2 separate regions of the Homo sapiens genome follow, and region 1 is linked to region 2. The links are chromatin contacts, found by Hi-C or POLR2A ChIA-PET in ENCODE. All regions are on one chromosome and are shown on one strand. The core of a region is the stretch at or near the end of the contact, and the rest is flanking DNA. Distances in the headings are between cores, read along the strand shown. Region 1 overlaps RIPOR2 (RHO family interacting cell polarization regulator 2). Region 2 overlaps ALDH5A1 (aldehyde dehydrogenase 5 family member A1).

Evidence for each region. Hi-C counts contacts between places; a loop is a spot of excess contacts on that map. ChIA-PET counts read pairs that join two places held with the same protein, here RNA polymerase II (POLR2A). Pooled maps may share reads with other maps.
Region 1: a loop to region 2 is called in a pooled map, with 4 times the contacts of the local background. The contact joins two enhancer-like sites. A Hi-C loop is called at or near these places in 1 of 37 single-sample maps with no recorded cell type and 3 of 50 pooled maps. POLR2A ChIA-PET finds 5 or more read pairs at or near these places in 1 of 52 experiments (OCI-LY7).

Annotation. Positions count from the first base shown.
Region 1 is chr6:24,855,161-24,860,442 of GRCh38, forward strand. All of the region lies in intron 8 of RIPOR2 (RHO family interacting cell polarization regulator 2), which reads right to left. Among named protein-coding and RNA genes, the nearest start is that of ARMH2, 59 kb to the left of the region's middle. RefSeq lists an enhancer at 841-1,135. Within about 2 kb of position 3,654, at least 13 of the 41 ENCODE cell types and tissues checked have a DNase peak (open chromatin) inside an H3K27ac peak, as active enhancers do; they include OCI-LY7, where a contact is called at or near this core.
Region 2 is chr6:24,520,546-24,525,454 of GRCh38, forward strand. ALDH5A1 (aldehyde dehydrogenase 5 family member A1) reads left to right here. Exons shown (of 10, transcript NM_001080.3): 7 at 2,222-2,380. Among named protein-coding and RNA genes, the nearest start is that of ALDH5A1, 28 kb to the left of the region's middle. RefSeq lists silencers at 490-539, 1,909-1,958. Within about 2 kb of position 2,115, at least 4 of the 41 ENCODE cell types and tissues checked have a DNase peak (open chromatin) inside an H3K27ac peak, as active enhancers do; they include OCI-LY7, where a contact is called at or near this core.

The DNA.
Region 1 (5,282 bases), core at 2,404-4,903, 340 kb after region 2:
TAGAATTAAGGAGAAAATTAAATTTTTGTCAATAAGTGGTAATTTTTATTTGATTTATAAAAAGATGATATACTTATTTTGTAATACAGAAAAAAGATGTAAAAAAGATCACATACCTTGGCAGGGAGTGTGTATACACAGAAAAGTTGGTTGGATATTTTAATAATTTTAACAAAACTTAGCACTGGGTGGAATGATTATATATGACTTTATTTTTTTTTTGTTATATTTCTCAATGTTTTAAAAAAAGAAGTTACTACTTTCAAAGTGTTTAAATAGAGATTGAAGAAGACACGAACAATTCCTCCCTGTTTACCCAGTAATTTTTTAGAGGCACTCCGAGGAAATAATTTTGATGAGCTGGTCCAGAAACAGCTGTTAGTCCTAGGCTGTTCCCACACAAAGACATCCATATGACAAATGGGTCCCTTGGTACTTCAGCCTCCTTGAGTTGCTATTTATAACCTTTGTGCTCTGGGTTGCTTTTATATTTATTTAAACGTGATTTTACCCATATAAAGATGCTGTGGATGGTATCACACAATGTGTTTTGCCTTCTACAAATAGCCCTGTTAGTACGCTGGAGACTCTTGGCCAGGCATGGTGGCTCACACCTGTGATCCTGTGCTCTGGGAGGCCAAGGCAGTAGGATCACTTGAGCCCAGGAGTTTGAGACCAACCTGGGCAACACAGTGAGACCCTATCTCTACGAAAAATTTAAAAATTAGCCAGTCATGGTGGCGTGCGCCCGTGGTCCCAGTTACTCAGGAGGTTGAGGCAGGAGGATTGCTTGAGGTTAGGAGTTTCAGGCGGCCGTGAGCCACTGAACTCCAGCCTGTGTGACAGAGCGAGACCCTCGACTCAAAAAACAAAACAAAGCAAAAAACCCAGTAAGTTGAGAGTCTTAAATGAACGCTTCTACTTTCACCTGACTTATAAACGTTGCGTGGGTAAGCTGACAGCAAAAAAGGTCCCCGGATGCTTAAAAAAGAAGCATGTGCTGTTACCATCACTTGTCAGTAGGTGGCAGAAACTCACCAGCTCGTCCGTGCCTTCCTGCCCGTGGAGCCAGCACATTTAAAAACAGCTTTCAATAATAATTAGAACACAACAACCCACTTAAAAAGACTTACTGAAATAAGAGCAGAATTAAAGAAGCCTGCATTCTACTAATAATTTTCTGCAGCATTTAGTTAGTCTTTAAAAAAAATACTTCTGAAAGAAAGTATAATCGACTTGTTTTTGTAAATCCTAAACTGGACATGCTAATTCTAATAAAATCCAAAGTGCTCTTTAAAAACCTCTGCAAATTGGTCAGGCACGGTGGCTCACACCTGTAATCCCAGTACTTTGGGAGGCCGAGGTGGGCGGATCACCTGAGGTCAGGAGTTCGTGACCAGCCTGGCTAACATGGAGAAACTCTGTCTCTACTAAAAATACAAAAATTAGCCGGGTGCGATGGTGGGCATCTGTAATCCCAGCTACTCCGGAGGCTGAGGCATGAGAATCGCTTGAACCCAGGAGGCGGAGGTTGCAGTGAACAGAGATAGTGCCACTGCACTGCAGCCTGGGTGACACAGCGAAACTCTGTCTCAAAAACAAAACAAAACCTCTGCAAATTAGTTCAGGATTAATCTATTGCCTGTTTATGTAATTACAATGGAAGACTGGTTGAAAAGAAACTGATCTGACATTGTTACTAGATAAAGGTGAATAAAGGGGAAATCCTTTGAAGGTGTTTTTCCCCCCCCTTTAAAATTACCAGAAATTTTATATCTGAAGAAAACAATGTGAGAAAGGTACTTGGTAGTGATGTTTTTTTCACTTCTCAGCCCATGTTACTAAGCAAAATTTCTTGGAACTGCTGTAGTGGCATCACTGATCCTCTGATTGTAGCAATAATGTAGCACAATGGCACTATCCAGGCACAAACAGCTTTTGTGCCGTGCTTCTTAAAGTTCTATCTGCTGTGTAAGCCACTGGTGGTACTGGCCACGGAATTAGCACTAACAGTGGGGCAATGACAGTTACAGTCTGTCTTTGAGGCCTGGCCAGGTTTCTTACAGGCTCTTGTCTGGGGGCCTGCTGGCATTTTCACAGTTGGAGAAAGCTGCAAGTGTTCTTGACAGTTTGTGATTACCAGTGCATGATCTAGAAAGCTTAATGAAAGCTTTCTAGCTTTCACTCAAAAAACCATCATGGGGGTTACCTCTGAGGATGCGCACTGGGGGCTTGCAGGGGTCATACCTTTGGATGTTTCACGGCGCTCACATATTACTGATCTAACACCTCCTCCACAGCCTCGTTTGGAGGGTGTTACAGCAGCTGCCTACTCTTGCCTGCCTTCCTTTGCTCAGACACCATTCTGCCAGAAGAACGCTCTACATCATTTTTCCCAGTTCTATGATGATCTTTCCTTCCAAGAGTCACACTTCCTACTTTAAGACAACCAAGTAGCTATACAGTCAGGAGCTCCTATTACAGGTGTTACTGATCTATTGACCAGGCATAAATAATGCAAGTTTACTAGCTCAATGGTGGTTCTTCCTTCTGAGGAAGGTTGACCTGCCCTGGAAACTGTAAGGACCAGGATATATGCACTGCCTGGAACTTAATTTGAACAAAGTAATAATTTGGAGAACTAGTTTGCTCTAAGGAACTACATCCCTTTACCTCCATCCTGTTTGATAGTTTGCAGATTAAGTGCTCTCCGTTTAGCCTGGCATTCATGGATTTTTATAGTCAGGACCCAACTAATTCTCCATAGCTCTTCTCCGAACAATCACGTCAGCCACACCGGTCTACTTGTCACCTCTGAACAGGCTTTCCTCTGTTTGGTGAATGCTATTCTGGTGCTGTTCACCATACATTACACTGGGATGCCTTCCTCTTTCCTGCTCCTCTCCCCAACTAGAGAGGTGAGTGGCAACCTTTTCCTCCTCTCCCCTCCTGCTTTTGCAGCAAACTGGGTCACACTGTTGTTCAGGTGGTCATTTGTTCCATTGAATGAGAATGCACAGCCTCATATGTCTGTTTTCTCTGGTAGACCATGTGGAACTCAAGGCCAGGGAGCAGTCATCAGAATGCAGTCAAGTGCCTGGCCAATAGCAGGCACTCAGTAAGTACTTGCTCTATTATCTTTAATGTCACTACCCCAAAAGGTTGTTTTCTAGTGTTGGGGTTGGGGCAAAAAGGGAAGTGAGGAAGGGTGTGGCACGAGGAAGTTAGTGGTTGCCAGGTCTGAGAGTATTGTGAAATAGTCTGTTTGTCAATATGTATGTTGGAAGTAGTTTTTACCAGAATGAGTAACAGATGAGAAAGCAGCTAATTGCAAAGACAATAGGATTTCTTGGCAGCATGAGGTTTCCCTTTCTCTTTATGGAGGAAGAGAAAGATTTCCATGGGGGTGTTTACCATTGAAAGCCTTCACAGATGTAGTTTCTGAGTTTGCCTGTTAGATGAGGAAAGTGGAGGAGACAGGAGTCTATCAATGAGGAAGGAGATTTAGTCTCAGGCCTGAGAAACCCCATGGAAGAAACCAAGCGTTCAGGTGGACTCTCAGGAACATCAGGCAGGAGAGCAAGAACAACAGAGAGAGGAGGAGATGGAGGAGCAGGAGCAACAGCAAGTTCATCAGTCCATCAGGGCTGCGATGTAGCGGGGTGGCCAGGTCCCCCAGTAGGTGGCAGGGACTCCAGCATCATCTCCTCCCTGAACACCAAGCCTGAAGCTCCAGATCTGGTCCGAGGGTGGTCCCTTTCCTCCCCATCCCACTCCTAGGGTGTCTCTGTGCTAGGTTGGAGAGGATCTGCCCGTGAGGGAGACCATTCTTTGAGCAATGGTTTATATTGTCTGCTCAGCTCTGAACTTCCCTCATAACATGGAGTTAGAGGTGGGAATGCATTAGGAACAAAGAACCCTGGAATTCAGTTTCTTGTCTGACTCCAATTTAAGTGTGACTCCTGGGACAAGTCATTTAGCCTCTCTAGGCCCCTATTTCCCATCTGTAAAATCAGGAAATTACCATCCCACCAAAAATAGATGCACTTGATAATACTGAGCATCAGAAATAGGAGAAATATAGTACTTTTTTATATTAGCAGTGATAGGTGATGTGCATGATTTGAATTACTGTTAGGCTGCGAGACTCTGCGACTGTGCTAGTCTGTGTGGGTGGCGTCTGAGAGTTGGGGGAAGTAGAGGGAAGGTTTTCTGCTAAACACTGATTCAGGGCAGTTATTTTCCAGAATTGATCAGGCTGCTGATAGAATCATCCTCAAAGTTAAAATAAAAATTCCAGGGCCCACGTGGGACTATGGACCTGCGTGATTTTGGAACCACTGACTCAAGTGAGGACCCAAAAATGTAGAGAATGGACCTAAAAAATGGAAAAAAGCACAGATGCCAGACTCAGTAGCAAAGCAAGTGTTGAAACTTAACACTGAATACTAAACTGATTCCCTACCGGATCTGCCGGAAGAGAAGCATGCAGCCATTTGGGAAGCTGAGGGTCAAGGTCATTTATATTCCAGGTATTCTCAGACAGGCTCTTACATGTCAGTGCCTAGTGCTTGACAGAATAATTTCCCTCCTGAGTTAGATGATTCATTGGAAAATGAAGCCCTCCTGTCGAGCCCTTTCAAAAAAAAGTCTCCTTTCTTTACTCCCTTAATTGCAGAAAGTAGAAAGAAGGTGATTAAATCCCCATTAGCAACCCAGGGATCAAGCTGCTAAGAAACCTCAGAATTGCATAAGCACCAGCCCTCTTCACTGCAGTCAGATGGGCCAAAACTTGGAAGAGAAATTGACTTGCTGTGATGGCCGCTCATTTGACAGCCATGCCTGGCCACTGAGCCGTAAATCTGACAACACCTGAGCAATGCTCTATTTTCTAAAACCAGACTTCGTTTTTGTTCTGAAGATGCTGTGGTTTAACTCAATAATGTGTCTAGTTTGGAACTTTCTGGAATAAATACCAGAAAGGCACTGGGAGGGGAAAAATTCTCTGTGGGTTTAACACCAAGATTTACAAAATTTCATAGTTAGTTTGCTAGAAACATGAGGAGCTAAAGGAAGAATTTAAAGATCACCCCAAAGAAGCCAACAGACAAGCTAGAATGTGGGACATTCTGTACAATGGTTTCTACAGCAAGTCAAGGGTAGAAAAAAAGGTAGGGAGAGGTTTGTTTTAGATTAAAGGAAATCTAAAAGATATACCTAACAACCAATTGTAATGCATGGACCTTGTTGGGATCCTAATTTGAACTAATCAAATGTACAAG
Region 2 (4,909 bases), core at 865-3,364:
TGAGTCCTGGAGAGTATTTCAGGATGTGTGTTTGCGTGTGCATGTGTGAGTGTGTGTATGTGTGTGTGTGTGATATGTGTGCATGTGAGTGTGTGTGTGTGTGCGTGTGTGTGTGTTACAAAGATCCCACCACCTCTACTGCCTTATATCCCATAAGGAAACTTTTGGGTTCCTTCCATTATTCATTCTTTATTCATTGACTCTTTCAGCAAATATTTAGTATATGCCTTACTTTTTATTACCAGGGTTATACTAGGCTCAGAGGGGCCCCCCCAAAATAAGGTACAGTCCCTGGCTTCAAATAATTTTCTGAACAGCAGATGTCCTTTAGTCAAATTGTTCTCTGTTTTCTTCTTTCCCCTATCCTTTTAATCTGGTTATTTTTATAGTTTTCTTTCATTGATCTTTTTTCTACTGAACGGATATAATCTCCTCAGACACAGAACAGCCTTGAACAATTGGGGTCTCTGAGGCCAAGGGAAAGAAAGTAAGAAAATGTTGAGGAGGGTGGTGGCTGGAATAACTCAAAACCCTGTTGCCTGCTATGACCCAGTGGGGCCTCGCTGTCCCGAGATGGAGGGAGCCTCAGAGGTGCCCTCTACAGGGCACAGGCCCACGCCAGCAGTGTTTTAGAGGAGCATCCAGGCTGTCCTGGGAGACCAGAGGCCTGAGCTCATGTCTTCCTAGGAAATCCTGGAATATTTGATCTGTCAGGGACCTTCACAGTTATCAGCTCTACAAACGTTGCATTTTAGAGATGAGGAAATGAAACTCTAGAAAGAAAAAGTGACTTAGAGATCAGACGTCTTTGGGCCACAGTGTCAAATCTGCTGAGGAGCTGGGACTCTGAGCCAAGGCTCCTGTCTTCCAGTTCTATCCAAGCTGCTGCCAGGGTCCTGCCTTCTTAAATATTCTTAAGCATTCATCTTAAAAGTACCATCAATATGTAATTTTAAATGCATTCTAGAAACAGAGTAAATATCCCTGAAAGGTTATATTGTGAAAAAACTGAAATGTGTGATATTCTCTATCAAATAATTTTCATCCTTGCCTTGGCCTTTGGTAATTAAGTTTTTCCCTTCCACATAACCTAAATAAGCTTGGTTTTGTCTGAAATAAGTATATTTTCCTTCATAAATACAAAATGTCAATATATGTTACCATCAATTACACTGTAAGGCTACAACTTGGGGACAGGTATGGTGGCTCAGAACTGTAATCCCAGCATTTTGGGAGGCCAAAGCAGGAGGATCACTTGAGCCCAGGAGTTGGAGACCAGCCTGGGCAACAGAGTGAGACTCTGTCTCTACAATTTTTTTTTTTTTTTTTTTTTTTTTGTGTGACAGAGTCTCACTCTGTTGCCCAGGCTGAAGTGTAGTGGCATGATGTCAGCTCACTGCAACCTCCACCTCCCGGATTCAAGAGATTCTCCTGCCTCAGCCTCCTGAGTAGCTGGGACTACAGCTAATTTTTCTATTTTTAGTAGAGATGGGTTTCACTATGTTGGCCAGGCTAGTCTCGAACTCCTGACCTTAGGTGATCCACCCACCTCAGCCTCCCAAAGTGCTGGGGTTACAGGCATGAGCCACTGCGCCCAGCCAAAAAAAATTAAAAATTAGCTGGGCATGGTGGCAAGTGCCTATAGTCCCACCTACTTGGGAGGCTGAGGTGGAAGAATCACTTGAGCCCTGGAGGTCAAGGCTGCAGTGAACTCATCACTACTGCACTCCAGCCTGGGCGACAGAGCGAGACCCTGTGTCAGCAAAACAAAAGACTATAAGTTGGTGTTGGACCACATTCCTCTTAGCCTCTGCTGTTGCTGCAGCATCACAGTCTCCTAGGAGAATTGCACTCTTTCCCCACCCCCCAGGGAAACAAAATAAAAGCCATTTGAAAAAAACATGGATTGGGTGGCTTTTTTTTCTTTTCTTTCGTGTGTGTGTGTGTGTGTGTGTGTGTACAGGTGCTTATTGCCAACTAATCACTGATGCATAGCAGCTGTGTAGCATAGCAGCTGTGGAGGGAACTGGAGGGGAACATGCACTGACTCAGTGCTTTTATCTTTGGGGCCAAGCCCACGTGAGGAGGAAAATGGCAGTTTGAGCACATGACAACCACCGAGGGAAGTGTTTTCACAGAGAGGCGGTAGCAGCCACACGTTCACTGGTCAGGTCTGCAGCTTCTGACAGACTGTGTGGGTTTGTTTTTGTCTCCTGTCCAGACTTGTGTTTGCTCAAACCAATTCTTGGTGCAAAGGGGCATCCATGATGCCTTTGTAAAAGCATTCGCCGAGGCCATGAAGAAGAACCTGCGCGTAGGTAATGGATTTGAGGAAGGAACTACTCAGGGCCCATTAATTAATGAAAAAGCGGTAGAAAAGGTAAGTATATTGTATTATTTGTGAAAGTAAATTTCATGGTTTCAATATGAAAAGCTTAATCAGCAAAAAACACTTTGGCTGGAGGGGTGGGGATAGAGAGGGGTGGGTTGACAGAATATTACAGCTAGACAGAAGGAATAAGCTCTGGTGTTCTACAGCACTGTAGAATGACTGTAATTAGCAACAATGTATTGTATATTTTCAAATAGCTATTATTAGAAGAGTAGATTTTGAACGTTCCCAGTATAAAGAAATGATCAATGTTTGAGGCGATAGATGTGCTAACTATCCTGATTAGAGTATAGAGTATGAGAGATCTACATCTATACATGGAATCGAATGGAATTTTCAATGATGTTTTCATACAAAAACCACAAAGGTTAAAATAAGTAAAAAATTAATAATAGCTAAAAAAAATGATGTTAAAAGGCAAAAAAAAAAAATGAAAACAAAAAAGTCATTTTGGTAAAGTGCCCAGCAAGCCTATTTTGTAAACAATGGAGAAACCTGAGAAAAGTGAATTCTGCCTACCAGTTATATGAATCGGGTTGTTGTCTGGTCATGAGCTGCTATAGCCCTGCCATTGCACCAAGTCCCCATGCGGTCTGTCACTGTAGCTCTTTACTGTCCTCCCTAAATTTTGTTATAGTGATGATAATTCTATCCCTCACTGCCTCAGCAATTAGGATCTTGAGACAAAGTTCATTCATCTTTTGGAACACCTATGGAATGGAAGACTGGCTTGGTTTTGAGATGGTTTGCGTTTCGGCTGTAATGCTGATGTTGTCCTGTTCTTTCTTCTCTTGATGACAAAATCCCTGTCTAAAACAGTCCTTCATGAAAGTATCCCAGCCGGGGGTGCAGAATCACAGATGCCGCGTTCAGGATTTAGAGATATTGAGGGGAAACTGCTTTTAGGAAAGATTTGTTTGTTTAAAAAAATGTTATAATCCATACTACTAGCTATATGAGACTTCTCTCCTTATTCTACTGTTTTAAAAAAATCCATTTTGGAGTCACAAGAAAGTTTCTTGTAATATCAAACATCCAGTTTTTTGTGTTTTTTTTTTTTTTTTTTGAGACGGCGTCTCGCTCTGTTGCCCAGGCTAGAGTATAGTGGTGAGTCTTGACTCACTGCAACCTCCGCCCCACTGAGTTCAATTGATTCTCCTGCCTCAGCCTCCCGAGTAGCTGGGGTTACAGGCACCCACCACCACGCCTGGCTACTTTTTGTATTTTTAGTAGTGCTGGGGTTTCACATGTTGGCCAGACTGCTCTCGAACTCCTGACCTCAGGTGATCCACCTGCCTCGGCCTCCCAAAGTGCTGGGATTACAGGCGTGAGCCACCATGCCTACCCAGAAATGGTTTTAACGGAATATTTTAAATCAGGAAGACAGTAGAAGCTGAAGATTGTGTGTGGGAAAGAAGGGAGGAGAGGTGGTCAGAGGGAGACACACAGTGGAGGCACAGCCAGCCCCTGGATGCAACTGAAGAACCAGAAGCAAGTGACAGCCAAGTCAGTACTCATCATGGGAAGCACAGCCCCACCGCTGTTCCTCAACCTCCTCAGAGCCTGAGAACCAAGCCCTGACTCCATGGCTGCCTCCACCCCGTGGGCAGTCAACTCAGCTGAACCCACATCCATTGCCTTGGGAAACCCAGGGAAGCCTCGAGGTTTGACAGAGCTCTGATAAATTTCTAGTTACTGTCTTGGGATTACTCTAGATAAAGAAAATACATTAAAATTTACATTGGAACCACCTGCATTTTAGAGGTGACTTTGGACCTTGGGGACAAGGCAGGGGTATTCACTTGTCTAGTGAAGGCAATTTGGGTCTAGGCCAGCTGTGGTTCAAGTCCTAGAGTGGTGGTCCTTAACTCACACCGTGCCTTTATCGACTACAGTTGCCTGGGACCCATCCAAGAAGACTAGGTGTTAATTTATGTGTAGTCAGCCTAGGCATTGGCATTTTCTAAGTGCCCCAGTATGATGCTAGTTTGCAGCCAGTCTGGGAAACCACTCTGTCTTGAAGATTTTTTTCCCCAAAGGGAAGACGCAGACATTGTCCTCCAGATGGTGCTGTACGCCAGGACTTCAAACAAGCAGACAGCGAGATTTCTTTTTTGCTGGAGAGAAATTTGGTGGAAACCACCTTGTTTAAAAACACTTCATTGTGTTGGCTTTAGTGTACATACTGTCATAGAGTGGGTTCTAGGAAAAAAACACTGCATCTCACATTAATATGACAAGAAAAGGGCAGAGCAGATTATATTTGGGGAGGAAGGGGGTATTTTTGTTAAGTAGAATTATTTTTATAATATAAAATTCATAGAAAGTAAGCCATCCTAGCCGATGGGGATTAGTTGCAGGTGATGCACTATGAGAGCATTGCAGGAGGGGCATGGATTTCAAAAGAGTCAGTCTCAAAGACAGAATGCACTCACACCTATATTTACCTTCCTGAAACCCTATAGAAAATTCAGCTGAGGGCCGGGCACAGTGGCTCACGCCTATAATCCCAGCATT